2 separate regions of the Homo sapiens genome follow, and region 2 is linked to region 1. The links are chromatin loops, found by intact Hi-C in ENCODE. Cell type or tissue: PC-3. All regions are shown on one strand. Links, peaks and the distances in the headings refer to the core of each region. The heading gives the core; the rest is flanking DNA. Region 1 has its middle 59 kb from the start of LINC01724. Region 2 has its middle 150 kb from the start of LINC01724.

Region 1 (16,337 bases), core at 2,972-10,971:
TCCCAACTGGTAGACAGTTATTAGAGCAATATTCTTGGCCTCTCAGAATGAAACATTTAGGAGCAGGAACTAAGAAGATGTTTAAATCTCAGCCCTGCCCTTCTCCTCTTCATTTGAGACCTGTAATCCTGTAGAGAACATGTGCCCCAGTGTACTTTTGTGCCTTAAGTTTATCAATGAAAGCTCTGTCTTAGTAGGAAGGCCTGCAGTTCTTCAGGGCGGTCTGTGATCAGATGGGCAAGTCTTCGTTTCTGGGCTTTAGTATTAGAAACAATAGGTTGTCACATAACTAAGACATGTTCTCTTAAAGCTCTATCTGTGGCTCTGTTTTCAGGCAGAGAAAAAGGTTGTTGTCTATAGGAATTCTGTGTCAAAGTTTCTGAACATTGTAATAGTTTTAAAATAAATCGTCAAACAAGGTAATGCTAACTTACACTCTCAATAACAGCACCCTGACCAGAGCTAAATATTATTATTATTTTGATAAAAATGTTTTGATGGGTAAAATTCTATATAAATTGTTTAGTATTTTTAAATAATCACTTAGAATGCTATAGCTTATTAATATGGATACTGACAAAAGAGTAATGCCTAAATGATAGTCACCATTGGTAACACATTTTAAACATAACTGAGACCTCTGTATTGATTTGAACTTTTATACCCATTTTTCTCATCAAATTTAAAAGCAAAGAAAAAAGAAGAAATGGAGATGTGAACTTCAAGCACTATTTATTGAATAGAGAATAACTTGTCTAAATCTATCATAGCATTAATTATACAAAGACCAGTAAAATAACTGTCAGAGACTCTCAACAACTTAGGTACAGAAGGAATATACCTCAACACAGTGAAGACCATATATCACAGGCTCCCACCTACCATTATATATTTAACTGTGAAAAGCTTCCATATGATCAGGAAGAAGACAGGATGCCCAGTCTCCTCATTTATATTCAACATAGTACTAGAAATCCTAACCAGAGCAATTAGGCAGGAAAAAAAAGCCACCCAAATTAGAAAAGGATGTCAAATGATCTCTGTTTGCTGACAATTTGATCTTATATAGAAAACTCCCAAGACTTCATAAAAAAATTGTTAGAACTAATACATTCAGTAAAGCTATATGATACAAAATCAACATACATAATTCAGTTATGTTTCTGTATAATAACAAATAACTATCTGAAAAGGAAATTAAGAAAATAATCTCAGTCACAATATATCAAAAATATATAGAAATAAATTTTACCAAAATGTTGAAAGATCTACACACTGAAAACTATAAAGCACAGATGAAAGAAACTAAGAAAAACACAAATAAATGAAAAGATATACTGTATTCATAGATAGAAAAAATATTGTCAAAATATCCATATTACCCAAAGCGATCTACGTATTTAATACAATCTCTATCAAAATTTAAATTGCGTTTTTCACAGGAATAGAAAAATCAATTCTACAATTTATATGAAGCTACAAAAGCTCCAGAACAGCTGAAGCAATCTTAAGTGAGAGGAAGAAACCTTGGGGGATCACATTTTCTGATTTCAAATTATATTGCAAAGCAGAAATTTAATTTAGTTATTAATAACTTAATCCTTATATTTCCAGTAGAATCAAAATAGTGCGATACTGGTGTAAAAACAAGCACATAGACCAATGGAAGGGCATAGAGGGCTCAGAAATAAAGGTAAACGATAGTCTCTTTGATAGGGTTGGGAAAACTGGATATTCATATGCAAAATATTAAATTGGATCATTATCTTACACTATACATAAAAATCAACTCAAAATATATTGAAGACTTACACATAATACTTGAAACCATAAAACTCTCAGAGAAAAACATTGATAAAAGCTCTGCAACATTGTTCTAGGCAACAATTTTTTGGATATGACACCAAAACTACAGGGAATAAAAGTAAAAATAAACAAGTGGAACTGCATTAAATTAAAAATGTTCTGCACAGTAGAGAAAACAACAAATGAGAAGGCAAATCAGGGAATGGAAGAAAATATTTGCAAGCATATATCTGACAAGGGGTTATTATAAAAAAATAAGGAATTTATACAATTCAATAGCAAAGCAAAGCAAAACAAAACAAAACCTAATTAAAAGTAGGCAAAGGACTTGAATAACCTGAGTGAATATTTTTCCAAAGACATACCATGGCAAATGGATATTTTAAAAGACGCTCAATATCACATATCATCAGGGAAATGCAAATCAAAACAAAAATGAGATATCAACTATGCTTGTTAGTATGACAATTTTCAAAAATGCAAAAATAACAAATATTGGTGAGGATATGAAGAAATCGGAGCCCTTGTACACTGTTGGTGGGAATGTAAATTGGTACAGCCATCATGGAAAGTCATATAGAAGTTACTCAAAAAATTAAAAGTAGAATTATCGTATGAACTATTAACAATCCCATTTCTGGAAATATCCGAGGGAAATAAAATCCTTATCACAATGAGATATTTGTACTCCCATGCTTATTGCAGCATTATTCACATTAGCCAATATGTGGACTTATGTGGTATATGTACAATAAAATATCATTCAGCCTTAAAAAATATGTAAATACTACCATTTGTAAAAACATGGATGAAACTAGAGAACATTATACTCAATGAAATAAGCCAGACACAGAAAGACAAATGCAGTATGATCTCTTTCTCGCTTACATGAGAAATCTAAAATAGTCCCACTCATAGAAACAAAGACCAGAAGGGTGGTTAGCAGGCGTCAAGGGGAGGGGGAAGCGGGAAGATGTTGGTCAGATGGTACAAACTTTCAGTTACAAGATGAATAGGTTCTAGGGAACTAACGCAATGGATGACAACTATATTTCGTAATAATGTATTGTATACTTGAAATATGCTGAGAGGAGATTTTACATTTTCTGACCACATACACACACACACACAGACATACAAAGATAACTATGTGAGGTGATGGATATGTTAATTAGCTTGATTGTGGCAATTATTTCACAAAGTATACATAAGTTGAGACATCATGTTGTATATCTTAACTATATTTAATTTTTATTTGTCAATTTTACCTCAATAAAGCTGGAAAAAAGTAATAACATCGCTATTGTTTTGGTTTCTATTGATGACAGTTTGCTTGACTTGAAGGTGCAAAGACTCCACGAGTTAGATTTTGAGGAAATATTCTCTATGAAAGGAGAATACAGGTTATAGGAATTTTTTTCATAAAACTTTGCTTTATAATGTGTAATAATGTCATAGTAATTATAAAAATAACAATGTTATATTACTTTTTGCTTTTGCGATGGACTTCTTCAAATACAAAGACAGTTTTCTCATTCCTGAATTTCAATCTTTGGATGGAATGAGGTATGTAAATAAGGTCAGGATACCTTTTTTGATAAAGATTTCCCTAAAATTATTAATAATTACTTTCAGATATTGAATTTTGGCCCCATTTTTATCCTTCCTTTATCCATACCCTTTATCTTGTGCATTTGCAGTTCCTTCCAAAATACACACACTAGAGGAAGTGTGTATTTTCCTGACCTTTGACTTTATGTTTAATTATATGACTTACTTTGGCCAATGGCATGTAAGCAAGCAGACAAAATGCAAGTGAAAGCATGAGACGTGCTTACCGGTTGGACTTTCTCTTTTGCTCTTATATTATTGTGATAAGGAGAATATGCCCGAACTAGGCCACTGTGTCAACAAGGATGAGAGTAACAAGGCCAATCCTGGGCTCTAACCTGCAGCTTGGAGTCAAGCCCAGCTATGCTCAACCTAGATCAGCTGACCCCCAGATGGCCAACAGCAAGGAGCAAAAATACATGCATTTTGTTTCAAGCCATTCTATTCTGAGGCATTTTGTTACACAAAAGTATTGACATTTTAAATTGACACTTTCACATCTATTCTATTAGTTAAGGCTCTGAATGCTCATATGAGGTAGGTTTTGTTATCTATCTTTCACACACAGAAACTGAGCCCTACATAAATTAAGAAATGTGTCCAAAGAAACAGCTAGGAAGCAAAAAAGGAGAAACCTATTTCCAGTGTAGAAAGTTGAATTCTCCCATTAGTAAAAGTATTTTCTAACAGGATTTTTCTGAGTAAGAATTAACTGCATTTCTTTGCAGGTGCCACAGTTATATTTTATTTTGATTTTGACTTATGGGACTGAGTTGGCATTATGGTAAAGTGATTAAGAGTGTGGGCTCTGAAATCAGGCTGCCTGGGTTTATATTTTGGCCCCCAAGTTGCTATTTATGTGCAAGTTATTTAACTTGATTTTTCTGTTTCTTCATCATGATATGGGCCTAAAGCCTTATAGTTCATATGGTCGTTGTGAGATTTATATATGTTAGTACATTTAATAGGCACTCAATAAATATTATTATTTTGGAAAAACGGTCAATTTTTATATTCTAAATTTATATATGTGCTGAGTAAAGTGTTGTTTGTTAGATTTTGTATGCAGGAGATCAGTTTCAACATCTACTATGCAAGAGGAGTGAGAGAAAATCAATCCATTAATTAACAGCAGTCACCAAATATGCCTGATGTGCAAACATTTTTTAACCCTGAGATGGTCTGAGAAACTTACTAAAATCTGTACCTATGAATTGTAAGAATGTTCAAGTCAGTAAAATATTATGAACAAAGTCATATATTGGCTACTAAACTCCACAGCCTATATGGCAAATGAAACATCCTCACTTGTTGAAGAAAAAATAAACATGAATGAGAGATAATAAGAGACATGGGAGTAGAGATGGGTTGGGGTCCAACTGACGGAGATTTATAATATATTAACGGGAACTCCTTCTCTTTTGGGGTTAGGAGGAAGTTAAAAATGAACAGAAGATTGACCTTACCAAACTTCTGTTTGATGAGAAAATTCATCTAGTTGCAATGTATAAGATGTATCAGTTTGAGTAAAGGTTGGAAATACAAAGCATGAGGTGTAAAAATACGTAAGGCATTTCCCAAAGACATTATTTATCGTCAAGGGTAACTTTCCATAGCAACACGTATCTTTCAGTTAGAGCCTGTGTCTCAGGTGTAATTGTGTATTAATTGAATTTGGTTAATATCTGTTTATGCTGTTACTTTAAAACTTCCCGATAGCAGATATTATGTTTGTATGTTTGTTATGTTTATTTAACATTTTGTCCTCAGAACCTGCAGCAGTGATTGGCCCACAGTTGTTGCTTGGTATCTGTTAAATCAGTAAAGAGATAAATGATAAATGAGAAAATGATACAATGAGACAATGAAGATAAATGCAACATTTTTTAGATTAAATATTATTTAATCAAAATCTAATTTTATAATTGAACAAAGTGTAAGAATAAGTGTTTCAATCAAGATTATGTAAATTAAATGAACTTAATTTTTAAAACTACTTTTTCATTGAAATACAAAGTTTCACTGAACTTTAAATGTCAGGAATATTTGAATCCAAATACGGGAAAATGTTTTCCATTCTACTCTCTTCTGAAATACAATAATATAATTTGTGTTGTGTGTCTTGTGTGTGTGTATGTGTGTGTGTGTATGTATGCATGTGTGTGTGTGATACTTGAGCTAACATTTCTAGGTAGTTTGTCCTGGGAGATTGTCAGGGTTATTGAACTATAATACTTTTAAAAGAGAATTCATACATTGAAATCATGAATTTGTTAGCTTGAATTTCGTCTCTTTTTCCCAAGAGACTGTGAACTCTTTAAGAGTAGAAACTTTGCCTTTTTAAGCTCTCTGCTTCACAAAGTGCTTGGTACATCATTGGTGATCATCATCTATGTAAAGGAATGAATTTTTCTCATGTTAATCTGGAATTAAAGATGTAAATATTCTCTAAATTCTAGAAATAGTGACCGTTTTGCTCAGTTTTATCTTCCCAGGGACTGGATATGTCTGTATTTACATCAATAGCACACTCTCTTGATTCTGTAGCTTTGTATTAAGTTTTAAATTGGGAACTGTGAGTGCTCCAACTTCCTTTTCAAAAATGTTTTGGCTGTTCTGGTCCTTCACATTTCCACATACATTTTAGAATTAGCTTGTCTATTATTGAAAATAAAGCAGCTGGGCTATTGATAGGGATTGCACTGAATCTATAGATTATTTTGGGGAGTACTGCCATCTTAACAATATTAAGTTTTCTAATCCATGGACCAGGGATAGCTTTCCATTTTTATTTAGGTCTTCTTTAATTTCTTTCAACAATGTTTTGTAGTTTTCAGTGTACAAGCCTTGCACTTCTTTTGTTTAATTTATTCCCAGGTATTTAATTCTGCCTAGTTTTGTAACTACACTTTAGTGAAAACAGTCATGCTCATTTACTTACCTACTGTCTATGTCTGCTTTCCCTACAATAGGAGAGTAGGTGCAATAAAAAGTTTGCCCACCCCTTGTCTAGAAGTCTCCTGATAATACTCTCTGCTAACAAATACAGCAGGAATCATTTTTCATAAACACTCTGAGAAATTTCAGTATTCTCTCTAAAGTTGCAATAAAGTAATCTTTACAGTGCATAGAAATGTCTCATCTCTTATCTTTGGGCCATTATCCTCTGCAATTTCTAGTACAATTTATTATCTGCTTCAACAAATCCTCAAATTGCTGTCCTCTAAATGACACATTGAGGGTCTCTAGGACCTTCAAATATTATCCTTAGATTCCAGATAAGCTGCAGCATTACAATCTGGATTGTTTGAGCTTCATAATATAGTAATACTAAATAAATATTCTTGCTCTTTTGACACAGACAACAGAATGCAGTGTGAGGGATGTCAAGTCATCTGGGAACAACACTTTCTTAAGAATTCATCTCAATTTCTGCGTTTTTTGGAAAGGTCCTTAATTGTTTGCTGCCTCTGCAAGCTAGACATCTCTTTCAGCAAATGGAGACCCAGATGGTGAGGCAAGAGAAGGAATGACCAAATTAATGAAAATGTTCTTTCAGCTTGTTATTGAGCTTGTTATTCTCCTGAATGCTTGCTCTGCGACTGTTATGCTAACTGACCCTGTGGGTAGAGGAGAAGGAAATATCTCTTCTGTTAAATTAAAAAATAATAATAAATGACAATCAAAAATACAAATAGAATTATATTATTTCTTATTTTTGAAAGATAATTGTGCCAACATCTCATACAGTTTTCAACAAAATAGATTTAATTGATCTCCTTTGAGGGGTAGTCAATCAACAACAGGTGGGAGGGAAAAAATTCCAAAACTCAGACCTGAAACACATCTCGAAATACAAGAACAATTGGAAGAAGACACTTACTAATGAGAATTTTAAAATTTAAAGGCTTGACTTAGAAAGAAATCCAAGTACAAATAATGCAGACTATATTATTGGTTTATCTTTGAAATTGCTTTGTGACAGCACCATCTTGTGGTTAAATTTAAAATAGTTTTCCACTCTAATCAAAGGTAGGCTTAAGCTAAATACATAGTTTCTTATGATTAGTCTAACATATGTTATACTTATAAACCATGGTCTTTTTCTATTTAATTTTACTGTAATTTTAAGAATACGCTTTTTATTATTTAAAATTCAGAAATGTTTTCATTTTATAAATTATTTTGAAAGATCTTATTGTACTCCTTGGGGCTAATTTAATAGTTTAAAAAGTACATAATACTTTTTAATACCAAAAGTTATATTTGAGCAAAGAGAAAGGTAAATATATCATGAGTTATACATAAGAACTTTTTAAAAATCAGAAATATTGCCGGCCGGGCGCGGTGGCTCACGCCTGTACTCCCAGCACTTTGGGAGACCGAGACCGACGGATCACGAGGTCAGGAAATCGAGACCATCCTGGCTAACACGGTGAAAACCCGTCCCTACTAAAAATACAAAAAAAATAGCCGGGCTTAGTGGCGGTCGCCTGTAGTCTCAGCTGCTGGGGAGGCTGAGGCAGGAGAATGGCGTTAACCCAGGAGGCAGAGCTTGCAGTGAGCAGAGATCCCGCCACTGCACTCCAGCCTGGGCGACAGAGCGAGACTCGTCTCAAAAAAAAAAAAAAAAAAAAAAAAATATATATATATATATATATATATATATATATATGAAATATTTTTATCTTTGAACTTACTTTTTAAACATTCTTAAAAAGTTAAGGAAATTATATCATTAAACTTTTAACAAATGTTAGACTCTAAGGGCTAGATAAGATAAAGGCAATAATCAGTATAAGACAATAATCAATACAAGGCAATAAAGGCAATAATCAGTACAAGACAATAATCAATAGGCAATAATCAATACAAGCATGATAAATATGAACACTGTAATAATAAAAATATGATCAAAATTTGTGTTATTTACATTGTGTTAATAGAGAGCATGAACCAAATGTTTAAGAATTTATACTGCTGTGGTCTACTCCTTACGCCGTGATAGGAACTATTCTCAATCAATTTCTGTTTTTTTTGTTGTTGTTGTTGTTTTTTCAGAAACCTCTCGTAGTAGCTAATTCCCACCTCTTCCCAACCTTATAAATCCCATGTTAAATCTCCTCCATAATGCAAAATTCCTGATTACTGATTATGGGCTTTGTTTGCAAAGAATATGGCTTTATTTCAGTCTTCTTCAGAATGTATTTCCTGTGGCTGTTTAATTTAGATTGTGTGTTTATCACCTTGAGGATCACATCCAGCCTCTCTGACTGTAGGTGCAAAGTATGCTGAGAATGAATAGAACCTATATTCTTCAATCTGGAAGGCAATTTTGGTAACTCAAGTTCAGTTTGCCAAGAAGGAAATTTAGACCCCAAAAGTGAAGCACGTTTTCTAAAACCAAACTAGTGTAGGCTGATTAACCAAGGGGAAAATAAAATACTTTAGGCTTTGAGGTACAAGTTTTTTTTTAGCTCAAATTATGATTTGTGAAGGTTTTCAAAACATATACACAAGGCCAATCTTGTGATTATATGTTTAACATTTAGTTCTTTATAGAATAACATGTTTCTAATGACAATAATAATACAAATATGATTTAGTTAAAAATAACTTCTAGTTTCTTCAGTGGCATCTATCCTAGGTAAGCAAACACGTGGGTCCTGTTTTTGCCTGCAGACCCTGTCTCTCTCTAGATAGTTGGTGTTAGTTGTTTGCCCTGTGACCTAACTTACCTAATAGGTTCCAGAAACATTGCTATTTGCATAATTATTTTTTAGCTGTAAGAGTGGGAGCAATGTCATTTTACTTTCATTTCTAAATAGCATTATCTGGCCGGGCGCAGTGGCTCACGCCTGTAATCTCAACACTTTGGGAGGCCGAGGCAGGCAGATCACTTGAGGTCAGGAGTTTGAGACAAGCCTGGGCAACATGGTGAAATCCTGCCCCTACTAAAAATACAAAAAATTAGCCGTGCATGGTGGCCGGCGCCTGTAGTCCCAGGTACTCGGGAGCCTGAGGCAGTAGAATTGCTTGAACCTTGGAGGCGGAGGTTGCAGTGAGCTGTGATGGTGCCACTGCACTCCAGCCTGGGAGACAGAGCAAGATCCTGTCTCAAAAATAAATAAATAAATAAATATTGTTCTCTAATAAAAACAATGAGATGAGATGGCTTATTTTAGGGCTGGCACAATGAAAAATATGAGATGAGCGTTTAACATCTTGTACAGCCAGGAAATAAGGGGAGGGGAAGAAAGGAGTGATGTCAAAAGGACACAGAAGACAAGTTGAATGAGCTCCCACTATGCAAAGCTGGATCTATTCCAACAACATACTAAATAATAACAGCAATAGATTGTAACTCAAGGAATGGAATATTTGTAAATAAAGAGCTATCATTTATAAATGAATAAATATATTTTCTGAATATATAAGTAGGGGAGAAGGGGCATATCTTTTAAATAGAAGGGGTCAAATAATAAATGTAGGAAGGATGAGGCATCAAAAATCACCGTTAGAACCCCGTAGTAACTGATGCTGCAGGCAAGATCCACTAAGGCATGCTAAAAACAGTCAGCAAAATTTTAAGGAGAAACAAGATATTTGTATAATTTCAACATATTTCCCTCAAATCTTTAATAATTCCTGTATTCATTTTAACTTATATCCAAAATTATTTGATATTATTCCATCTAGGAAGTGGAACTTAATTTGCCTCCCATTGAGTGTGGCATGGACTTAGTGACATGCTCCTAACAAATAGAATATGGAAGGGAACAATAACAACTTTAGAGGGGAGAAACCCAGAAGACAGACACCGCCTCCTCTAAGTGATCAACATTAACATCATGAGTAATAAGTCAGGTTGATAGCATGTCACACTGACATGATGTAGTAAGAAGGACACTGCTGGCCAGGCGTGGTGGCTCATACCTGTAATCCCAGCACTTTGGGAGGCTGAGGCTAGCAGATCACCTGAGGTAGCGAGTTTGAGACCAGCCTGACCCACATGGAGAAACCCCATCTCTACTGAAAAGACAATATTAGCTGAGTGTGGTGGCTCATACCTGTAATCCCAGCTACTCAGGAGGCTGAAGCAAGAGAATCACTTGAACCCGAGAGGCACAAGTTGTAGTGAGCTGAGATGGCACCATTGCACTCCCGCCTGGGTGACAGAGCAAGACTCCGTCTCAAAAAAATAAATAAATAAATAAAATAAATAAATAAATAAATAAAATAAAATAAGGACATTACTGTGATTTTCTTCTCTCAAATCCAAAACTCCAATCAAATTATGATAAACATTAGACAAACTCAAATTGAAAACAATATTTCTTCTAAGGTGACAAAGTCATGGAAATACAGTCATAAAAAGGAAACAAAATAAGCGTGAGTACAGTCACGAATTCAAGGAGACTAAGGAGACATACTGACGAAATGCAATGTGGTGTCCTGGTTTGATTTCAGGCATTAATGGAAAAACTAGTGAAATCTGAGTAAAATATGTAATATAGTTATTAGTATTTACCAACATTAATTTCTTAATATTTATAAACATACCATATATAGTAAAGTTAGATGTTAACATTTAGGGGAAGTTAGGTGAAAGGTGTATGGGAATACACTGTACTATGTATCTTTGCAACTGGTCTGTAAATCTAAAATTGTTTTAAAATTGTTTACTCTTTTACAAAAAGAGTAAAAGTGTAGTTTTGAACCCACTCCTGCTTTTCTTGAGTCACTGTGTGTCTATTCATCTAAACTCTAGAGGGAGCACAATGGTTTTCTGGTCAGAAGGATTTCCATCATCAGGACATCTTATGGTATGAATATGACAACTTGAGTTGAAGTTTAAAAGCATATGGGATTTCCATAAGTTACGTCACTAAACTGGGAGATGAATACTCTGATCACTGGTGGCTGAATATCTAAATAATTGGCTGTAGCTGCAGAGTCAATGGAATTAATTATTGTCTGCCTTATATTTTCTTCGGCCCATCATGCAGATTTACCAGAGCCTTTCTGTTGGCTAGTTTGAAATTTGTAGTCTGTCAGCTACCCTTATTAGTTATTTGCTTACTGCCATCGATAATAATGACAGTGATAAAATCTCATTCATATTCTTATAAAATCAAAGACTCAGACAGGGGATTCCCAATTTCTATTGCTAGAGATGTATCTCCCAGGGCTGTGACTGTTCACAGAATCTGAGTACACCTCCCACGGCAACTTCTTTTCCATATTCCTAAACATGCTATTAGTATGAAATTAATGAATTTTAAAAAAATCTGTTCCTTCTATATTTACATCATTTTCTAACAAAATACATAGTCAGCAAAATCTCTGGGCTCAGAATTTTTTGTTGTCTTCAGTAGCACGTCTAGCAAAAAACAGTGCCCCCTAGGTGGCTTCCAAATGTCTGTGAAAGTGTGAGTAGTGAGCAATTGCATCAGATAGTCATCTCTTCCAAAAGGCCAATGATCGATGCTATGTAACTCCTGATGTCTGCCCGAGGCTGCACTCACCATGGGTCTCTGTAGCCACAATTGCAGCAACAGAGAGGCACGTTTCTCACATGGCCCCAGAGGAGCTGTCTATCCTTTAGTTTTTTTAAATCTCTGTCAATACCTGCTGCTACTCTTTTTCAAAAACACTTTTTATGTGTCTGCTGGTATATAGACTCCCAAATGTGCATCTACAAGTACAGTATCATTCTTTCGAAATCCAGATAATCAGACCTCTGCCAAAAGACCGTACAACTATCATGTCAATAGTTTGTTTGGAATGATGGTAAGAGTAGTCTCAGAAACGACTTCAGCAAACCAAACAAGGAATATTTATTTAAAGAATACACAGGGATGTCAGTGCCATTCCAATCGTGGCACAACAATTAGAAAGACAGTTCAGGTCACTCAACATTTCAGGCTTTTGATCTCAAAGTTCTTACCAGAGATTTTAAGATTTCAGAGGACACCATCTGAATGGAGGGCCATTTCAGAACTCCTTCAGTCCTGGTATTTTATCGAGTAGCTTGAATAGTTTCACACATAGATTGATCTGAGCCAGATGAATCTCAGTGATCTTGGAGTTAATTAGTATTCATTGTGACTACTAGGGTACAGGACATAGCATTCTCGGACCCATTTATATTAAGAAGAGCATCCTTTCAGTCAATGCATTCATAATCCATGGGTTATTTTTTTTAAAGTTGGCTAATAGACTCCAAGGTCAAAAACTTCTTTATTTATATTTTCTTCCTAGGGCCAAGTCCACCTCTTACTCCCAACACACACACACACACACACACACACACACACACACACACAAAACACAAACACACACACTCCCACCCACCACTTTTATTCAAATAAATGGAGTTTGGGATATATCGAATATGGCTGGGCAACATCCTTCTTTGCTGAAAAGATTCAAAATAGTTGTTGAATATGTAAAAACTTTACAAAATATATTAAATATTTTTTGTGAAAAACCCCAAACTAGTGTAATTTTAGGGAGTAAATTTTATGCCAAAATATCCTGATATAGCCTGATGGTAGACTTCTGATTTTCAGGGAGTGACAGGCTGCTTGCATTTCAGGTCATGCCAACTCAAATTCATCCTTGAATCTCGCAAAAACACATTTTATAGAACAAAAAACAGCAGGCAATTTAAATAATACAAGCAAACACTCTCAAAACCTGCTGCTGAGTACCTCCATGTGAACTTGTTTTGTGTTTGGGCTTCAAAGGATCATAGGGAGGGCTGACAATTTGGGCTTCTTTGCTTCTTAGATAATTTAATTTAGGTAATTTAATTTAGGCAAGGAGTTTTGCAGGATTCAGCTAAATCTAATTAGACTACAGCTATAGTCCCCCAACTCTTCCTTCTTCTATGGATTTTTTTCAAACAATGTATCCTCCTCATTACATCCAGGGAGATATTTGTAAAATCCAAGTTACATCATATCATTCCCTTGAGTAATAGATCTCAAACACCTTTAGACAATAGCTAAAACCATAAAGTGCTTTGCCAGGTCAGAATGAGTTTGCCCTAGCCTTCCTCTGAAAACTTCTTATGTCACTCTCTCAGTCTTTATACTAGACATGAAAGACCTAGTGTCTCATGCTTTTTTCTCACCCGAGACCTTTGAAGAGGCAGTGCCTTTTCATTCCTTTCTAACCCTAGGGTTAATTTCTATTCACCCTTCAATTCTTAGCTTAATTGCAACTCCTCAGGGGAATACCCCTCAGCTCTCCACAGTGAATGAGGTCCATTATTAGATACTCTCATGCACTCTGTCCACATCACTTGGCATACCTTGAATTATTTAATTAATGGTTTGAAGTGATTTTTTTTTATCTGTATGTTTCCCGTTAGATTATAGGCCAAGAAGGCAGGTGTCATGCTGATTTCTAATTTCATTATTCCTAGCATTAACTACAATGCCCAGAAAATAGAGGTTACAAAATATTTTGGGATTGATTAACTCGTTAGAATTCTACTTTGGTGATGTGATACTAAAGTCCCACTTAATGACAAAGTGTTATTTTCGTTGCTTCATTCTCTGTGCAAAAATTTCCCTTAGGGAACTCTGAAGGAACTTGCAGGACAGGACATTGTTATTTGTTCCCCAGCCAAATAGTATCATAATTCAATGTTAATTGTGCATCATTCTTCACCATCTCTTAAAATTCATGCTCATTTTTCTTCCCTTTCTTTGTAACATTTTTGCTCAGAATTTAAAGTCTGTTTCACTAATGCCAAAAGTCATTGTTTTATAAAGAAATGAAGATTATTTAGAGATTTTTTTCCTTGAGGTTTCCTCATAAAATAACTTTAAAAACCTTTAAAGTATATTATATATATTATGAACAGATTATTTTATTCTTATTCAACATAGTATTTATTGCATATCTTGAATACATGACATTAGTTTCTGTTTTCATTTTTTAAAATTTTATATGTGTTTTATACCTTGTATTGAAGATAAAACAAGATGTGCAATGAGTAACTTAAACATGCTATTAGAAATTGCAGTTTGACATAAATGTATAACCAAACCCATTATAGACCACAGATTTAAACAGTAAAGTCTGAAACAGATGCATAAATATACACAGATTTTGAAGATAGCATTGAGAATTTTTTCTGTTTATTTCTGTTACATTAATAGCTACTTCAGATAAATCATAATATATTTACAAAAATACAACAAAAAGTGTGGATTTTAAACCCTACACATGAAACAAAAAGGAATTTTTAAATTATGACCTCACCTCAGTTCCTCAGTTCTGCAGAAATATTTTATTCATAATTACATTGGAAGAGAGAAAGAATGTACGAAACTCCTAAAGAACTGACATGCTCACAAATATCAAGCAAAACAAGAATTAACTAAATGGACTGCACTCAGAAAGTTAAAGCAAGCCTTTTAACTTTTGCTTGGAATACTGCTGATCCTTGATTTGTTTTTCAGAGTGAAGGAAACTTATTTTAAACTATTTATGGCCTTTAATAATTGAGTAAGGTATACTTCTATGAACAAAATTTGGAGCATGTTTATTTCTCCTTCTGGTTCCTCTAGAATTTGGAAACTATCTGTGAGTACTCTTAACTTTGGCAATATAGTTGTTTGCATCAATGCAATAAGAATCCATTTTTCTTTGTCAACAGTACATAATTGGAAAAACTGGTTATTTTATCAAGGCTTTAACTGAAAGGGTGTGTTTCCCTTTAAGTAATCAAGCTTGACATGCAGAGTCAATAAAAGCCCTTTGGGGAGAACTGTCCTCATACCTTGTCTACAGAGTCTCTGCAAAGGGTTCCTAACCTGTGGTCAGTAAAGAATGTCACTTTCTAACAGGTCCAGGAGTTCTGAGTTTATCTTGGGATCTCAGGAGGAGAGGATCACCCAGCTCACAGGTATCTGAGCATATAAACTCATGGCTGGGCTTGGCTTTAATTGTCTTATCTGAAATTCCTTGTGCCACAGTTTCATCAAAGCCAATCCAAAAGGCCTATGTAGAAATAACCATTCTTGCTGCACTTTATGCAAATAATCAGGCCAAGTATAAGATTATAGTTTATCCATAATTTGTTTTTACCAAAAATGAGGACTAGAGAGAAAAATTGTGCTTCAAAGCTTATCATACATTTGTCATTAAGTCCTAGTCTCATTAATTGTTTTCAAGCTTTCTGTCTACATTTTAGACTAACCCTGCTTATTCCTGTGAATCAAGTAGTGGTCTCCGGCAGCCTGGAAGAAAAAATAAGGGATGGGTAATGTAAAAATCTGGATCAGTATACTAGTTCTGGGCAATTATCCTGCAAATTCTGCCAGGTAATAAAAGTGAGTAGGGTGCTCATAACCCAGAGATTTCTTTATTTAGGAAAATAAAACCAAGGCACTTCATAGACCCCCAAAGGGGAATTCTGTATCTTGTCAAGTAAAATTTTAAATGCAAATTATCTACCACACCACACTTACGGAAACTGTTATACTCACTCTTTTATTTGCAGTAGAGTTATACATGGTAGCACCTTCTAACTGAAATATTAAACAGAGAGTTTCCATTGCTGTTGTATTTTGCTTAATTATTATCCTTATAGCAGGGGTAATAGTTACTAACAAAAAAAAAGCATGAAAGTTTTGCTATCACTGAGTCTGCTAGGACTTTTTATTGGGTTTAGTGATGCAGTTTTAAATGAAACATGCAGCTTTTAGATTAACACCTCTAGTAAAGTAAAGGAAAATCTACAGGTACTTACAAATCAAATCAAAATTATTGACAGGCTCAGGGAAAATGCCAGCTTCAGCCCTGAGTGGCTGCAATCCCTCTTTAATAAATTCCAGTCTTCTTTATGGAATTGGTTAACCCCCATGTTAAGCTCTCTCCTGCTTATATGTCTTGTATTG
Region 2 (16,337 bases), core at 4,973-12,972, 210 kb after region 1:
CTCAGCCAGAGCAGGGCAGAGGACGCCCAGAGGAGGAAGAGGGCAGAGAGACGATGGGACAGGACGACGAGTTGCAGAGAGGTGTACCCTCTCCACTGAGAGGTGCGAAGACCACTGGCCGGCAGAGAGGAGCTACTCTCTCTCCTGAGATCTTCAGAGACCTGCAGAGATGTCCGAATGGCTTGTCTGTGGAGAGGAGCCACCCTCTCCAGGGAGGCCCTGCTGAGATCTCAGCTGAACACTCGAAAGGAGTGATCTGCCTACAGAGAGGACCTACCCACTCCTCTGAGCTGTTCTAACACTAACTAAAACTCTTCTTCACCCTTCCCTTGTCTGCATACCTCATTGTTCCTGGATGCAGGGCCAGAATTCGGACAAAGGCGCTGTGGCCACGTAGGTTTCCAGCCAGAAAAATCAACACCCCAGAGTTCCCGTAATGTCGGCACCCCAAGCTCACTTCCGATTTCCATTCATGGCCTTTTTATCCTCTGCCCTGAGCCCAGGCCGATTGGCTGCTATCAAGTTCACTGCCTAGGCTCTCCTACTGGCTGATTTCAGGTTGGTTCAGCTAATGTGTCTTAGCTTGAATTCCTTGAAAATAGGCTTTGAGATGGAGAGTTGTTTGGGAATTCATGCATAATTCTCTCAAAAGATACACTTGGAAGGAAGTAAAGTAGGCAGTATTACCAAAGGAGAAGCTGACCTGCAGTATGATTACATCTGAGGACTCAGCCATCCTAAGGGGAACTCTGGAGCTCTGATGATCCTTCAGAATTGTTCCAGTTTGAATTGGTCCAATTTGAGGCAAGGGACAGACCTATGTAGCCCCACTTCATCCAATCATTGATTCTGCACCAGCAGTTAAATATTCCTAGCAGCAGGGGACTGCGTGCCTAGGTTTTTAAGAGATGATCTAGTTAGAGCCCCATAAAATCCACTAAAGAGCAGAGGGTGGAAGAAGACATAGGTCTGGTCTTTGCTCTGTTCTCTCACAACTAAGTCACCTGGCAGTGGCTGTTTTCCAGCACAACTATAGCTCAAGTAGGTAGCTCTTCCTTCATGGCCTCACCCTTTACTGGGCTACTTGATACCTTCAGCCCTGGGAGACGTAATGGCTGACTGTTGTTGCTATTCTCTAGGTGCATCAACATTTTAGTTAGTTGGATTCATTATAATGCTCTCACATTTCTGTAAATGTTATCTTAATTAGCCTCTTCAAACATCTGAATTTGATTATTCCTGATGAAACACTAATTGATATGATGGCTGAGCTATGAGACTCACATTGCTTTGTTTTTATTGAGTGTAAGATAACTTGCATTTCCTTATCAAAGAAGACATCTTAGACCAGGAAATGATATTAATTAATTACCAGCTGTAACTAATATTCAGCTAACAGATTAAACCATTTGAGGGAGCACATTAAACGTAAGCCAGGCTGGAGACATCAGTGATTCTTACTACATATGCTAAAGGCTAACCAAGGGTTTTTAACTTAGTTTTAGCAAGTGAGGTCTCTGTTCCGACAGTCACTCTAGAGGCTTCTCAAGTCACTAAGAACAAAAGTGAAATTCCGTGCTTACAAAGCTGTATACGGAATGTTCCTTATTTTAACTTTGACATGTTTTCCTGTCATATGTCCCTTTTTCTCTCCAGCATAGCTGCACTGGCCTAGCTCATGCTTAGCTGAGCAAACACTCTCCAAATTCAGATTTTAAATACTGTGGCTTCTACCTGGACTGCTGTTTCCCCAGATAGCATTGTGACTTGTTCTTTTTCTTTTTTAAATCTTCTATCAGAGATCTTCTCTGACCACCTGCCCAAAACATTACCCCTGATCCCTTACTCCAGCAGAAGCCCTAAATCCCAATTTACCTGATGATATTCTTTCCTCACAGGAATCTTCAATTATGGTAGGTCTACTTATTTGTTTATTGTCTACTCTTGCCATGGGACATAAGCTCTATGAGCGTAGGTTCTGTGAACACTGTTAGAGCCTGTTCAATAGTGTTTATTACACTGCCTGGCATGTGGTTGCAACTGGATAAATACTTGCTAACTGAGTAAGTGAATAAATGAGTGGGGAAGAATTACATTCAGATGAACCCAGACAGAAAAGAAAATATTTCTCCATAATTTCTAGAAAAGAAAATATTTTGCAGTCTGAGACGTCCTTTCTTAGAGGCCCCACTTTGTCCTACAAAATTCAAAGATCATTTTTTCAAAATGGTAGCTAGCCTGAGACTTGTATTCTTGTACCAGTTGCATGATGGACAAAATTAAAAAGAATCAATACAAAGAGGAGAGGAATAAATTCGAAAGAAGACAATATCCTCAGAGGAGAGGCCAAGATACTGCTTGTCTCAGTTTAAATGTATTTATAATCCCTTTCCTTATCCCATTAGCATTTCCAGCACAGTATACTAACTGTTTCCTTGGCTCATTTTCAAGGTTTATGTTTTCTGCTTCAAAATAGTGGTACTAAAAGGTGTTGAAGGAGGGGAACAGGAATAAAGGGTGCCTGAGCTGCCCCAGCAGCAGCAGGTCTGAATCCTGGGTAGTTAATTAAATTACAGACTTTTAAATCTCACTTTCAAGGACTCAGAATCTGAGAATCTGTACATTTGTTAAAAATTAGATGTTTCAGATAATATAATGTAAATATTCATATTCAATATAATCTATTTGAAATGTGATCATTCCTCTAAATAAGCTAAGCAATTGGCTGTTAATATTTCAAAGGGCAAAATGTAATAATAAACTAACTGGAAGTTTGTCTTCTCTTTCTAACCATCTTAGGTACATAATTTCTTATTTTGATTAATATGAAGTTGAAGATTTAAGCAATCTCTTTAATTGTATTTGCAAAAATCTGCATTTGAAAGAAAACACAAGCATTTAGAGAAAGGGAAAGGTCAGCTGTACCTTATATATTATCAATTCAGATTGATATATAAATTATAATTAATTCTCATAGCAAGGTGAAACTTTTTAAATCCTCTGAACACCCATGCATTCCTCCCTAATTTTCCAACAATGTTTATAAGAAGAAAGTGCATAGAAGATATTAATGATTTGAATTTTACCATTTTACATATTATTATCATTTGGCTTATCTGTAATTATGAAGTGCTGTACTTCTTGGCAGTGTATACTAATCCCTAGTCTAACTGTGCTTCCATTCTCACTAGGGGAGGAATTCCATGGGAAGATGGTTCTTCTTTTCTGGGAAAAAGTGACTGGCAAGGAACTTCATGATGCTCATTTATTCTTTTCCTAATATTAGGTTGATACAAAATTAATTGTCATTTTTGCCATTACTTTTAATGGCAAAGGCCGCAATTACATGGCAAAAATCACAACTAAGTTTGCACTAACCTAATATTTATTGAGCACACTTGGTATAATAGACTATATACTATGTTCTGAGAGTATGAAGAAGTAGAATAGACAGTTCTTGACTTTAAGGATTCAGTATTCATATAAAGTCCTCTCAAAATGGACCCTAGAGAAGGTGACTATAAGTATAAAAAGCTTTGCAATTTTTCCCATAAAGTATAGTAATGTCAAAATCTCAATATAGATTTAGGATCTTGATAGAGTAAAAGATACATTTCCAGAAATCTCAAGAGCCTCACTGGCCTTTCAGGATCATCAGTATGTTATGGCTCAAATACCTTTGTAGTCTTGGAAAACGTAGTTAATACTTTTGGTCTTCATTACACTTGTCTTCAAAAACTCATTACAAGATGTCTAAGAATCTTAACTAATGTCAATAATTTAATTAAAGAAATTATTTGAAGTCTTAAATGCCAAATAATTAAGGTAGTACATATATAGAGTCAATAATATAGAAGTATATAGATTCTTTTATCTAAAAAACTGATGTATTTGATATGACATGATTTATGACAGCAAATTTAGGCTAAATGCAGCTTTATAGTATTTAAAAATCAAATTTCTGACATTTATAGATATGTTTTCTAAGTATTACTCATTTAATTCAGCAAATAGCTTTGTTAACAAAAATGGGGCTTTCTTTTCCTAGTATTTTTTCTTCATACCAAGTTGGAAATGTTACCTTGAGGGTACATTGATTAGTTATGCATGTTTTAAGTGTAAAATGCTCTGGGAATTAAAATGAAGAGCTAACTAATTTACGTAATAGTTTCTCCATCTCTAGCCCCACATCATCTGTCTTCAAAAATTTGACTTTCATTGGATACTTCTTGAAGAATTACTAAAATATGTCCATTAAAATATAATTATTAATGATATCAGTAAAGAATATAATTTTACTAGTTACCTTCAGAATATTATGCCAAATAAAAATTATTTGTTGCATATTTCCAATTTGCATCATAGGCTTCACCAGTCTATGCACATATGTGTTGTCACATCAACATGAATGCCTGGCTCTTTGCAGAGTACTTTCTCCAAAACTCCTGTGTAATGAGATGTTACTGTACTGATGATAATGACTGGAGGTATTAATCACCCAAGTCCAAGGCTCACCATTCTTTCTGACATATATAGAAAAGTTACCTTCTTCGTGTATTCATCTTTTTTAAGATGATATTTTATATCAATGGCTTGGGCCACTAGTAATAAGATTATTTTTACGATAGTATCCAGACCTGAGTGATAGTTTTTTTCAGCAGAATCACTTTATTTAGACTGTTAGTGCTAGTAATTGGACAACTAAGAATGTGCAAGCCTTCCCAGTCAGAGCCTCATACTGAAGCTTGATCCACTGTTAGCTCATCCTCTGAGCCTATTCCTAAGTCTGTCTCCACACTGAATGTCTGCCGATTAGGATCATTTTGCTCTCAGGACTCATATTAGTCCGGTTGGACTGCTAGAACACAATACCTCAGACTGGGTGGCTTAAACAACGGAAATTAATGCTTTCACCATTCTAGAGGTTGGAAGTCCAAGATTAATGTGCCAGCAGGGTTGGTTTCTTGTGAGGCCTTTCTCTTCGGATTGCAGACAGCTGCTTTCTCATTGTGTCCTCATATAACATTTTCTCTATTGTCATCAGTCTCACTCTCCCACTTCTCCCTCTAGTTTTGTTAGAAGTAATCATGTGCAGATGTGTACGTATACTTAACTAGACAACAATTACGTTCCAGTTCTTACCACCGGATTTCAAGGGCATATGCAAAATGAGGTGTATGATTGCACACCTGTTTAATACTTCTTGAGTATTATTGATGGTTATACAGGCTTTTCAGTCCAGTGTGGACAGAAAGCATCTCAGTGTGTGTTTTCCAATTCTATCTGCTTGCATTAGTCACCAAAAATAATATAAAAATTGAATTTTGTTTACTGCTCTTGAGCAAAAGAACAAATCACTCTTTATAGTCACTCTAATAGTTCTTCAACAGAAAACCCTAATTTCCTTTCCTTTATAAGGGTATATTCTGTTCATAAGGGCTCTGTCCTAATGAACCAATCACTACCCAAAGGCCATACCCTGCCAGTGCTATCACATTGATTACTAGGTTTCAATACATAAATTTTGGGGCACAAAGCCTTTATGTGTGAAGGGCAAATATATTTATTGTCTGAATGCTTTCATTCAGACCATAGCCAATACATTCCAAAAACTATGCTCAATGGTATTTCATTTTTCTTACGTAATGTGTTTTCTTCTTTGGATGAAAGAGCCATGCTGAAACATATGACAAGTGATTCAAAGATATAGGTTTTGTTCCAAAATATTGGAGGGAAAATGCTAGGATTAATGTAATATGTTTTCTCCTTTGGAAGAAAGTGCCATGCTGAAACATATGACAAGAGATTCAAAGATATAGGGTCTAGCTCCAAAATATTGTATATAAGAAGGGGAAATGCTAGGAGTAGAATAAAAAGAAGATGATGATTGAGATTAGGGCCATTGTGTGTGTCTTGGGGGTGTGGAGTGGGTGGGCTTGAAGGACACAGAAATAGGTTTCAAGCCATATTTCAGTAACTATTACAATGCTTAAGTTTAAGAATAAAATCCTATTGAAAAAAAAGACAAAAAAAATTCAGCGATGAGAATATACTTGGCATGTCTCAGAAACAGAAAGGAGGTTGAAAGCAGAATAAGAAACCAGAGAATGATGGTAGAGAAAAAAATGTAACTTCATATACTAGGGTTTTCCTAAGGTTTCTGAAGTAGTTGGCCTTCGTGGCTTTGAGCTGTGAATGTTTAAAGGCATATTCCAATGTCAGAAGATTTAGCTTTGATAATGTTATGTCTGATCTCTTCATTCCACTTATGGGGTAAAGTATGACAGCTTCTGTTGCAGTCTTTGTGAAGCACTCAGCATGGGGTCTTAAAGCAGCATTTAACCTATATCTTTAGATCCTTAAGACTCTCAGTTCTCTAGACTGTAAGTTTCTGAAGAGCATGTCTATATCTAGTTGGGTATAGTGTTGAATGAAGGAACTAACTGAAAAAAAAAAAAAAGTACAATGTGGGGAAACTAAAGTTATATATCCACTATATTCTTCTTATGCTTTAGTTCACATTTTTAACAAATTAATCATTCAGTTTTCTAAATTTATACAATGTTAGTTTTCCATACTCTTCTTAGAAGTTTTCTATTCTTCTTTATCTTTTAAATAATCTTATTTGCAGGAATCACATTCAGTTAACTGACTTTTTCCCCACCCTATGATCTTTTTGTATGGTGAAACTCCCCAAGAAATTTTCTTTGTTTCTACACACTCTCTGAGTTTGAAACTCAGTGGTTAGAAACATAGAAAAATGACTATGTGCTTTCTCCATCTGACTAGGAATAGCTAATTTTGTATTTTACTGCACCTTAGAAATCTGTCAAATGGGCACCTATCCTATTTTACAACCAGAAAAATATCTTCCTATTACTTTTTCCTAATTTTTTCAGAGCATAGGCTCCTCTGCATCCACCTCGACTGTCAACAGGTAATGTGTCCTTACAAAGGAGCCTCTAGAAAACTTGTCCTGATACTCTAAATTATCCCACCACAAGTTGCTGGCCAGACATATATCTTTTCTCAGATGAATCTGACTCTTTTTAACAATCATCAGCCGAAAAAAATAAAAGTCAAAGTTTTAGTAGAAAAAGAAAACTATGTTCAATGACCTCAAGTGGAGAGTGATTGCTCTCTGTTCATGACACACCAAAAAGGCAGACTGAGATACAGGGAGAATGGTAGAAAGACAAAACAGACAGATAGGCATTGAAGTAGGCTTGTCATCTAGAATCTGATAAGAACAGCTTTAACACTACAAAATAGGAAATGGATCTGTTAAACCCAATCTTAGGAAGACTTTGGAAAGATATTTTCCCCTCTAAGTCACAGAGGGGAAAGAAACATAACTGTCCATATTTTGGATAACTAAAAAGAAGCCTATAGATTATATATAATCTATATAATTCATCTATATGATTAATTGGCAGCCTATAAATTAATCTATGTGTAATTTATGTCTCTCAAAAGAACCAGAAGGAGAATCTGAGCTTGAGAATTAGAAAAGAGTAGCTGCCTCATTCTCATTTTTTCCTAGTCCTCAAATCTTTCAATTGTGTTTTGCAAATATCTTAATACCCCTTAATTATTCCCTATTCTCATTTTACATTGAGTGGATCTCTGTCCCTTGGAAGCAAATGAAATTTACTTTGAAATTTTACATTTTTTATGATTTTTTTCCAGTGAAGTATGAGCTTATTTCAGCATTTTTGAAAGTCTGCTTGTGAGGACCTCTAATCTTATTTGATGAGATAAAAATATTTTGGTGCTATAATAAAGTTAACATGGAAAAAGGAACATATTTTTTTGTTGTTGTTGGAGACTGATAACGCAAAGTCTTTAGTGAGATTTGAGAGCACACAGTAAAGAAACCTGTTGAATTTGTTTAACCCAGTGTTTCTCAAATACATTTGGTCATGGAAGACTTTAGTGAGCCTATGGTAATGATGGTAGTTTTGCTTAGTTATGTCCTCAATGGCTAATCACTGCAACAATCTTCTCTATTGGCAGAGCTTTGTCTTCCACAGTAGAGTCTAAATACCCAAACAATCTTTTCCCCAGACTTGCATTCAGCTAGCCATGTGGCCCAGTTCTAACAAACAACAACAAAAAAGGGCTCTTGAAAAAAGAAATATGAAGAGGGCCCCTTTGCTACAGAGACTCCTGGTTTTGGTCATTGTTGTGAAGCTTTAAGCATTTGCCTCCACCTTGTGACCAAGAGGGAAAACTTCCTGATGCCCTGCGATAGCAGAGTGGAAGAGAGGAACTAGCAACTTTGATGCTATTCAAGGGCCAAACCAAAAGCTACCCTTCGACTTATTTTTCCTAGGAAAGTATCAACTTCTTTGATTTAATCAACTTTATTTGGACATTATGTTACCCAGTTAAACGCATGTAAAACAAATAGCATTTGAGGATGCTGTTGTGAGCTTAGGAGTATACAGCAGAGATTTTTGGTTTGAAGTAAACACAGCAAGGCCACAAAAACTCTTAGGGATGTTGATATTTCTCTTGCACAAATGCCATTTCAATTGTGAAACTGAAGAATAGAGAATATTTGGCAATATCCCTCTATTATTTATACATAAAGTACACTATTAAAACAACTGGCATGATTTTCACTTTCACTGGAAAGTTGTTTATAATTGCCTTTGGACAGTTAAAACTAAAAATATCTTCACATTTTGATTTACCCTTGGTCTACCTCATGGATACTTTCACATTTTAATATTATCATATGATAATATGATTAATAGTTGAAAACTATCATGTTTAGGAAGGTATTAAAACCCTCCAATATGAAAACTGCTATTTTAATTTCAACATATTTTAAAAGCTGGTATAAAAAATGTAGCTATACAGATGGTATCTTAAAATAAAAAAATTAACTCCAAACTTTATTGGCTGAGGCATTTAAAATACTTTTCCAAAAGGGTAAAACAAATTATTATTAGCCAAACTCAATACATACAGCATTTTCTACCTCAAACTTTTGTGAAAAATGAAAAATAATTTTTTTCTCTGACTAGTTATTTAAAATGGCCTACACATAACTCCTTTTAGGCAACATTTTTAACTTCCAGAGCCAATTGTTTTTTCTGCCAGTTACTGTAATTGGTAACAGTCTTGTCTAATTTTAATGATTTTTATACAGCTATTGCCTATACCGTATATTTAAATCAGTAAAATGTTTTAAAAATTGGAAAATAATGAATTTTAGGTTATACATTTATTAATTTAAACCCAGCTGTTGTGAGGAAAACACACACTTTTTTGTTTCTTTGTTACTATTGTTCCAGATCAATAATCAAGTTTATTTGAAATATTTTCCTTCATACAAAGTTTTATTCAATATCAATGTTAATAGTCTCAAACATTTGACTAACTTTACTTACATGTTTTTACTGTCCTCTTGATTTTTGAAGTGACAGACTTTTCATTTTAACTTGGATTGGATTATAATGAAATACAATTTCTGATGTCTCTGCTAACTATTGCAGGGAACACTATTTCTTGAGAATGTCTGCTTTTATTTTGGAAAATCCTATATACCTTGATGAGAAAATTTAAAGCTTTCCATTTTTTCATTGCATAAGGTAACATTCAGATTTGTTTATTGGCATATTACTGAGTTTAAAATATTAAATATAAAGCCAATATTATTACAAATCTTTGACATAGCCAAATCTGAAGATCTAAGTACTATCTTAATAATTAAACCATAAACCATAATGAGAGAAAAAAAGGAAGATATTAATTTACTGCCCCATTTTGTCATTCCACAGGATCTGCAAAATGAGTCCTGTACACTAAATATGACTTTGTATGTGTGTGGCATTGTTATTATTCTAGTTTAAGCTTGCATTTTTTTCTTGTTTAAAATTATTTCCTACTTTTAGGTTACTTTGCCTTATATGATTACTGTGTCTCCAGTTTTTTTTCCTCCCTTAATTAATCCTATTATATTGCTCCTAAACACTTTAGCTTACCTTATAAGATCTTGATATTGCTGCAAATCATCTGTTGAGTCTTTTTCTGTTCTTACTGTGGCCACTCACCCAATATTCAGGCACTAGTATCTATACTTTTTCCCAAAAGGCTATGTGTATACATGTGTCAGTGTCTTTGTAGACACTCTATCCTCTGCATGCATAAGCTCCTTCAAATTTAGAAGGAAATAAAGTTCGTTGAGATACTATGAAAATGATAATACCCACCAATTTACATATGCCGGAATTAAAAAATGTTCTCTCTACGTACATATATATATGTATATATATACATATTCTTCGACTATTTTCTTAGAAACATTTTTTTTCTGGCTGGGCGCGGTGGCTCACGCCTGTAATCCCAGCACTTTGGGAGGCCGAGGTAGGTGGATCACGAGGTCAGGCATTCAAGACAAGCCTTGCCAAGATGGAGAAAGCCCGTCTCTGCTAAAAACACAAAAATTAGCTGGACGTGGTGGCGGGTGCCTGTAATCACAGCTACTCGGGAGCCTGAGGCAGGGAATTGCTTGAACCCGGGAGACAGAGGTTGCAGTGAGCTGAGATCATGCCACTGCACTCCAGCCTGAGCAACAGAGTGAGACTCCATCTCAAAAAATATATATTTTTTTTCTTCTTTAATCTAACGACTACTTATTTGTACTCCAGGAAAGTAACACAAATGTTCACTTCACATACAGAAAACCATACACAAAGTAATGAAATAAACATAAATTAAGTAAACAGTTAATTTAAGAATATGATCACCCATTCATATTCACCACATAGTAAAACCATCAACAAAACTATTGTTAATATATACATCTAAAACAATGTGGTTTTGATGCTCCTTCAATTTCTTCATACTTGGGAGTCTTTGGAACTCTTACCAGATCTTGCCAAGGGATGTATGTCTCTCTTTTCAACTTCTCTGCTTTGCATTCTTTTAGGACCTCCATTATGCATCATACTTAGATTCTGTACCCTATACCAGCCTGCATCCCATTCCACTTTGAGCCCCACAGGGTACCCTTGATCTGACAAGTTACTTTCCTTTTTTAGGGCAGATATATTACATAAAAACAATTATTAAGGCCTCTCTGTAATGAACAAGGTTTAAATGTTAAAGTTAAGGAACATTGGTCTATCAGTTGTGATTTCTTCAGCTTAATGTATTTCTATTTGCTCACACACTTGTTCATGTAGTCGCATCACTCCAATTACCAGAAAACATTTACCTTATGTCCTCTACTATTGGACTTCAAAGTCTAATTTCTCATCACACAATTCCTCCATCCTAGTGGAAGAAGTTCACATTAAAAAAAGAAAAAAATCAACACTAGTGCTTATTTTACTTTTTAGCCATCTTTTTCCTTAATGTATGTAATACATTTTTTCCCATTCTTTGCCATTCCTGTGAACTCTATACAACCTTCAGTGCCCCTGCAGATATCACGTTTATGATCATTTGTGACTCAACAGTTAGTCCCTTATGATCCTCTTACACTTTGGTCATGTAGGGTTTATCCCCTCCCATATCATGGATCATTTTCTAGTCAATCCCATTTATCTATAAAATACTGAACAATACTGCATTAGTTTCTGGAGACTTCCTCCAAAGAATTACCACAAACTTGATGATGTAAAACAAAGGAAATATACTCTCTTACAGTACTGGGCATCAGAAGCTCAAAAATCTTTTTTGCCAGACCGAAATCAAGATGTCAGCAGGGCTCTGATCCCTCTGGAGACCCCAGAAGAGAGTGTGATTCTTGTCTATTCCAGTTCCTGGTGGCTGCCAGCACTCCTTGACATGCAGCCATGTTACGCCAGTCTCTGCCTCCGTGAACACAGAGCCTTCTCCTCTGTGTGTCTATGTCTATCATCTGTTCCCATTTCTATCAACTCGCCCACTGTCTCTTATAAAGACACAAGTGACTGCATTAGGGCCCACCTGCACAGTCCAGGATAACCGACCCATCTCAGAATCTTTAACTTAATCACATATTTTTGTCATATACACTAATATTCACAGGCTCTGAGGATTAGGTCCTGATATCTTTGGGGGATGTTTTTTAGCCTGCCATAAACAGGATTCGTATTTGGATCACTGTCACATTGTGAATGCATAGCTGATATTTCTATCATATAGATGGCCCACAAACCTATCTTGAAATTGAATTGACTGAAATTGGGTGGTCTTGGAATTCTACACGTTATTTGGTCAGCACTGATTTATGCTTAAAACTAAATACTTCAAAGCAAGTAGTAGAAAATTTAATGAAGAAAATAAAGAATTATTAAGATCATGATGTCATATACTTTGTCTATTAGCTTATTATTCACCATGACCTTATGAGATAAATATTATTATTTCCATATAATACATGAGTAAACAGGTTTAGAAACATTGATTTTCCTAAGATTTCTAGTGTCAGATCTAAGGTTCCAAAACCCCGTTTTTCTTCAGTGAAATCATAGTGCCTCTAAAATAAATATTAGGAAGATAAAATAAAATACTCCTCAGGATGACTTACATATTAACATAAATTACAATATAAAGTGCCCTTGATCATTAAAATCTCAGCCTTGATTTAAAATGAAAAAGCTAACAGTTTTCTTTCTTTGTATTTGTTCATGATAAATGTGAACTTTAAGCAGTGACTATCTAGCAATAAATTGTTGGAAGCTCTCCTGTTTGTTTTGTTGATGCTGTATATAAACGAGTATTTAGAAGAAGAGTTCTGTTTATTCCTTTATTTATTATAGCTTAACTGTTGCAAAACATTATGTGCTGCACGATCCTAGCGCCAACAAATAATGAATAATTACCTAGTACTGGGGTTCTAAATAAGACCCATACCAACAAACAGATGTCAGTAGAATTTTGGCTCCAGGTTTTTGCCTGCAGGAAGTCATTAAAAGATAAGTGGAAAATCAAGTCTGTTCCCTTAGTAGCAGGGAACATTTGGAGCTATACAGGGAGGCTTATTTTCGGACAACAGCAATAGCTCCCACATTAGATGGTAATCACTCTTGTATTTATAGACTCCTTGTAAATCAATCTCAGACAGGCAATGAAATGATCTTCTTTATATTTACTTTTAGGCTATTTAAGAAAAGTAGCTCTAAACAAACCGAAAATTTCTATACAATCCTACCCCTTAGTCGATTTCATAGTTCAGTCTTACAAAATCATATTGTGGTTATCTGAGAACTCTTAATGACTTTTCAGTATCCGGAAAGTAGCATTATATTCCAGCTGTGCAAGCACTGAAATTTGTATTCCAAGTTGGTTGATGCTTCGGAAGAAAGTCGTGATTGAAACCAGGTGCAGATCATTATCCTTAATAATCAGTGTTTTCTTTCCCTCTTTCTTACGTCTTAGCATCTTAATGATTCTACAAGTTACTTTTTTCAACTCATAAGTTTGCAGTGACCTAAATGAAGGTGTATTTGCTTAGTAATATGATTTTTTTGGTCACATTAAATAAAAGTTAAATTTCAGACAGTCTCCATTAAAGAACAATTCTTGACTAACCCATATTTATAAGTAATGACAATGAACCATTAAAAGAATCTAGGCCAATGAATACCAAGTGATTTTTGGATATCAGAAAGTAGCAAACTACATATTAGAAAAATATATTTTGCTTAAGAAAAGATCAAGAAACATGTGAGAACTCCATGTGCTACCATTAACAGGGTAGAGAGAATTTCTAAGGCCATAATGACACACACTTGCCATTTAAATTAAAGTGATGTATTTATGTTTCCACAATTTTTATTCAAATGTAAAAATTGAATTATTTCTCTAAAATTATGAAATTTCAAGCCTTTTTACACATACTCTTGAATTACTGAAATGTTTAAGATTAAAACATAGGAATAATAATGCTTCATTTTTATAGTCAACCTAATATAGTAATGGCATACCAACCAAGTGGGTAATGTGTGTTATAAATTATATAGGTAAATAATATGTGCAGTGTAGGATACTTATAGCTATTACTTGCCAATCTAAGTAGAAGAATAATATTTAAAAGAATTACTTTCTTAACATCAGATTTTTTTTTCTTTTGCCTATTACATCTTACCTTGTGGATGTTCCAAGTAAGAAAAAAGTTTAAGTAGAAACCTACTTAAATTTCAGCAGTTTTCTACTTTCAGTTTTATGGAAAAAAACAGGTGGGAAATCCTAGCAGACTGTGGCAATACAGCATAATCACTTCCAGCATGAATCCCAAATTATAGCTTAATGTTTCAATGGCTTCAATATTTATGTCACTGAAAGCTGCCTGAGGCAGTAGCACCGCTTTGCACTGTGTTGTTTTCTAGAGTGCTGATAGATATTTTTTATTTTTTCCAACTAGTAAGTTGTGTTTTGGTAAAAGTTGTAAAAGTTACACAACATCACATTTTAATTTTCCTTTGCTTTTTATATGGGCAGAAAGTATCAGTATGAGTGAGTCTTTTTTTATTGTTTTAATAAGGTTTCCCAGAGGTAAAGATTCTACAAACATTCCTAAAATTGTAATTATTTATATAGTTAATGATGAAGTTAGATGAATTGTCTAGCTTCCCACAACTAAGAGGCAAACCTCGGATAAAAACCCAGGAGACTACCTTCAGAATCTACTTTTTAACTACAATATCATGTCTTTCTAAAAGTTACTGCCTCTTAACTGGTTCTATCTATTAACTTCTGTGTAACAAATGACCTTACAGGGATGGACTCCAGGGTGTCCATACTCCTGTCTGTTTTCCTAGTGAGTGTGAGTAGAATCTGTGATTTGCTTCTAACCAACAGAATATGGCAGAGGTGATGGGATGTCACTTCCTTGATTATGTTACTTTACATGAGGCTCAGTCTTCCTGGAATAGTCACTCAAGAAACTGTCCTTACTGGCTTAGTAAAGTAAGCAACTATGTTTGGAAAGCTCTCATAGCAAGGAACTGTGGGCACCCTCTAAAACATGTGGGTGACCTCTAGATAGAGTGGGTAAACTCAAGGAACTGTAACCTCTAGGTATAGTGGCTGAACTGAAGGAAATGTGGGCAACCTCTAGGAGCTAAGGGAAACCACCAGTGAAAAGCCAGCAAGAAGGTGAGCCCTCAGTCATACAATTACAAGGAAATGAATTTTGCCAACAGTGTGGGTGTGCTTAGAAGTAGATTCTTCCTTCCCCAGTTAAGCCTACAGACAAAAACAGCCAAACTAATGCTGAATCGCAACCTTGACAGACTCCTAGCAGACGACCCATCTAAGCCATACCCAGGCTCCTGACTTATGAAGTCTGGGAAATAATAAATACATGTTGTTTTAAGTCATGGTTTGTCTAGGTAACAAACTTAGACTTAATTTTTTTACACAAAAAATTTGGACGAAATTGCATACTTTGTTGTACAATATGGTAACTAATGCAATCCCCAGATCATGTAGTTTAAAACAACTGTTCACTGAGCTCATAATTATAAGAGTTGGCAATTGGTTTTGTCCCAGATGGATCATTCTTACCTTCACTTATTGGCTCATTTGTCTATGGTCAACTGGTAGGTAAGCAACTGTGAATGGTTTCTAAAGGCTTTGGCTGGGAAGTCTCTCCTCTCCATGTGATTTCTCATCATCCAGCTGGGTATTCCAGATGTGTTCCCGAGGTGGCATAAGAGTTTTAAGTTCAATGAGAGAGTAAGCCCAAATATGCAGCTGCTTTTCAAGTATCTAATATGTCACATTTGCTAATGTTCTGTTGGTCAAAACAAGTCCCATGACCAATCTAGGCTTAAGGATTGGGATATAGACTCCACCTCTTGAGGGGAGAAACTGCAAAGGATTGTGGCCACTTTTGCATTCTGCCACACTGGCATTCTCCATTTCTGTAAACTATACCCTAATTCACCCACTTGATCAAACTGAAAATTTCAGAGACATCTTTGGTTTCTCTTGTTCTCCACTTCATTCTTGACTTTTGCAACCTAAACATAATTGATTCATGCTTTCCAGTGGGATGTATCCAATCCAAGGCACTAACGTATCTCACCTGGACTGATGCAATATCCCCATAATCATTCCTCATACTTTCATTCTGCCTCCTCCATCTTCTATTCACTACACAGAACCTGGATCATATTTTCATAATGCAAATATTATTACATAACTGAATGTAGTTTGGGATCTGTATAACAAATCACATTTAAAAATTTGTAAAAATAGGAAAAAGTGATGGTAAGCACTGATGAAATCCAAAAATCTAATGGTTAAGTGGCTCTATAGCCCCCTAGAGTCTAATATTCTCATAATTTTGTAAATGTTCATACTGACTGGTACCTTTTAAAGACAGCAGA

What was found. Peaks named below come from ENCODE experiments on the same cell type or tissue, not always from the same donor. Only the 100,000 strongest peaks of a DNase experiment are listed, where the experiment ranks them.
Region 2: a loop joins it to region 1, with 10 times the contacts of the local background. A loop is called at or near these places in 10 of 110 quality-filtered maps.

What each region holds. Positions count from the first base shown.
Region 1 is chr1:196,139,650-196,155,986 of GRCh38, reverse strand. No RefSeq gene overlaps it. Among named protein-coding and RNA genes, the nearest start is that of LINC01724, 59 kb to the right of the region's middle. In PC-3, for the core only: a CTCF peak has its summit at 7,400 (motif pointing left); no DNase peak of the experiment used is centred there.
Region 2 is chr1:195,931,929-195,948,265 of GRCh38, reverse strand. No RefSeq gene overlaps it. Among named protein-coding and RNA genes, the nearest start is that of LINC01724, 150 kb to the left of the region's middle. In PC-3, for the core only: CTCF peaks have their summits at 8,016 and 8,217 (motif pointing left); no DNase peak of the experiment used is centred there.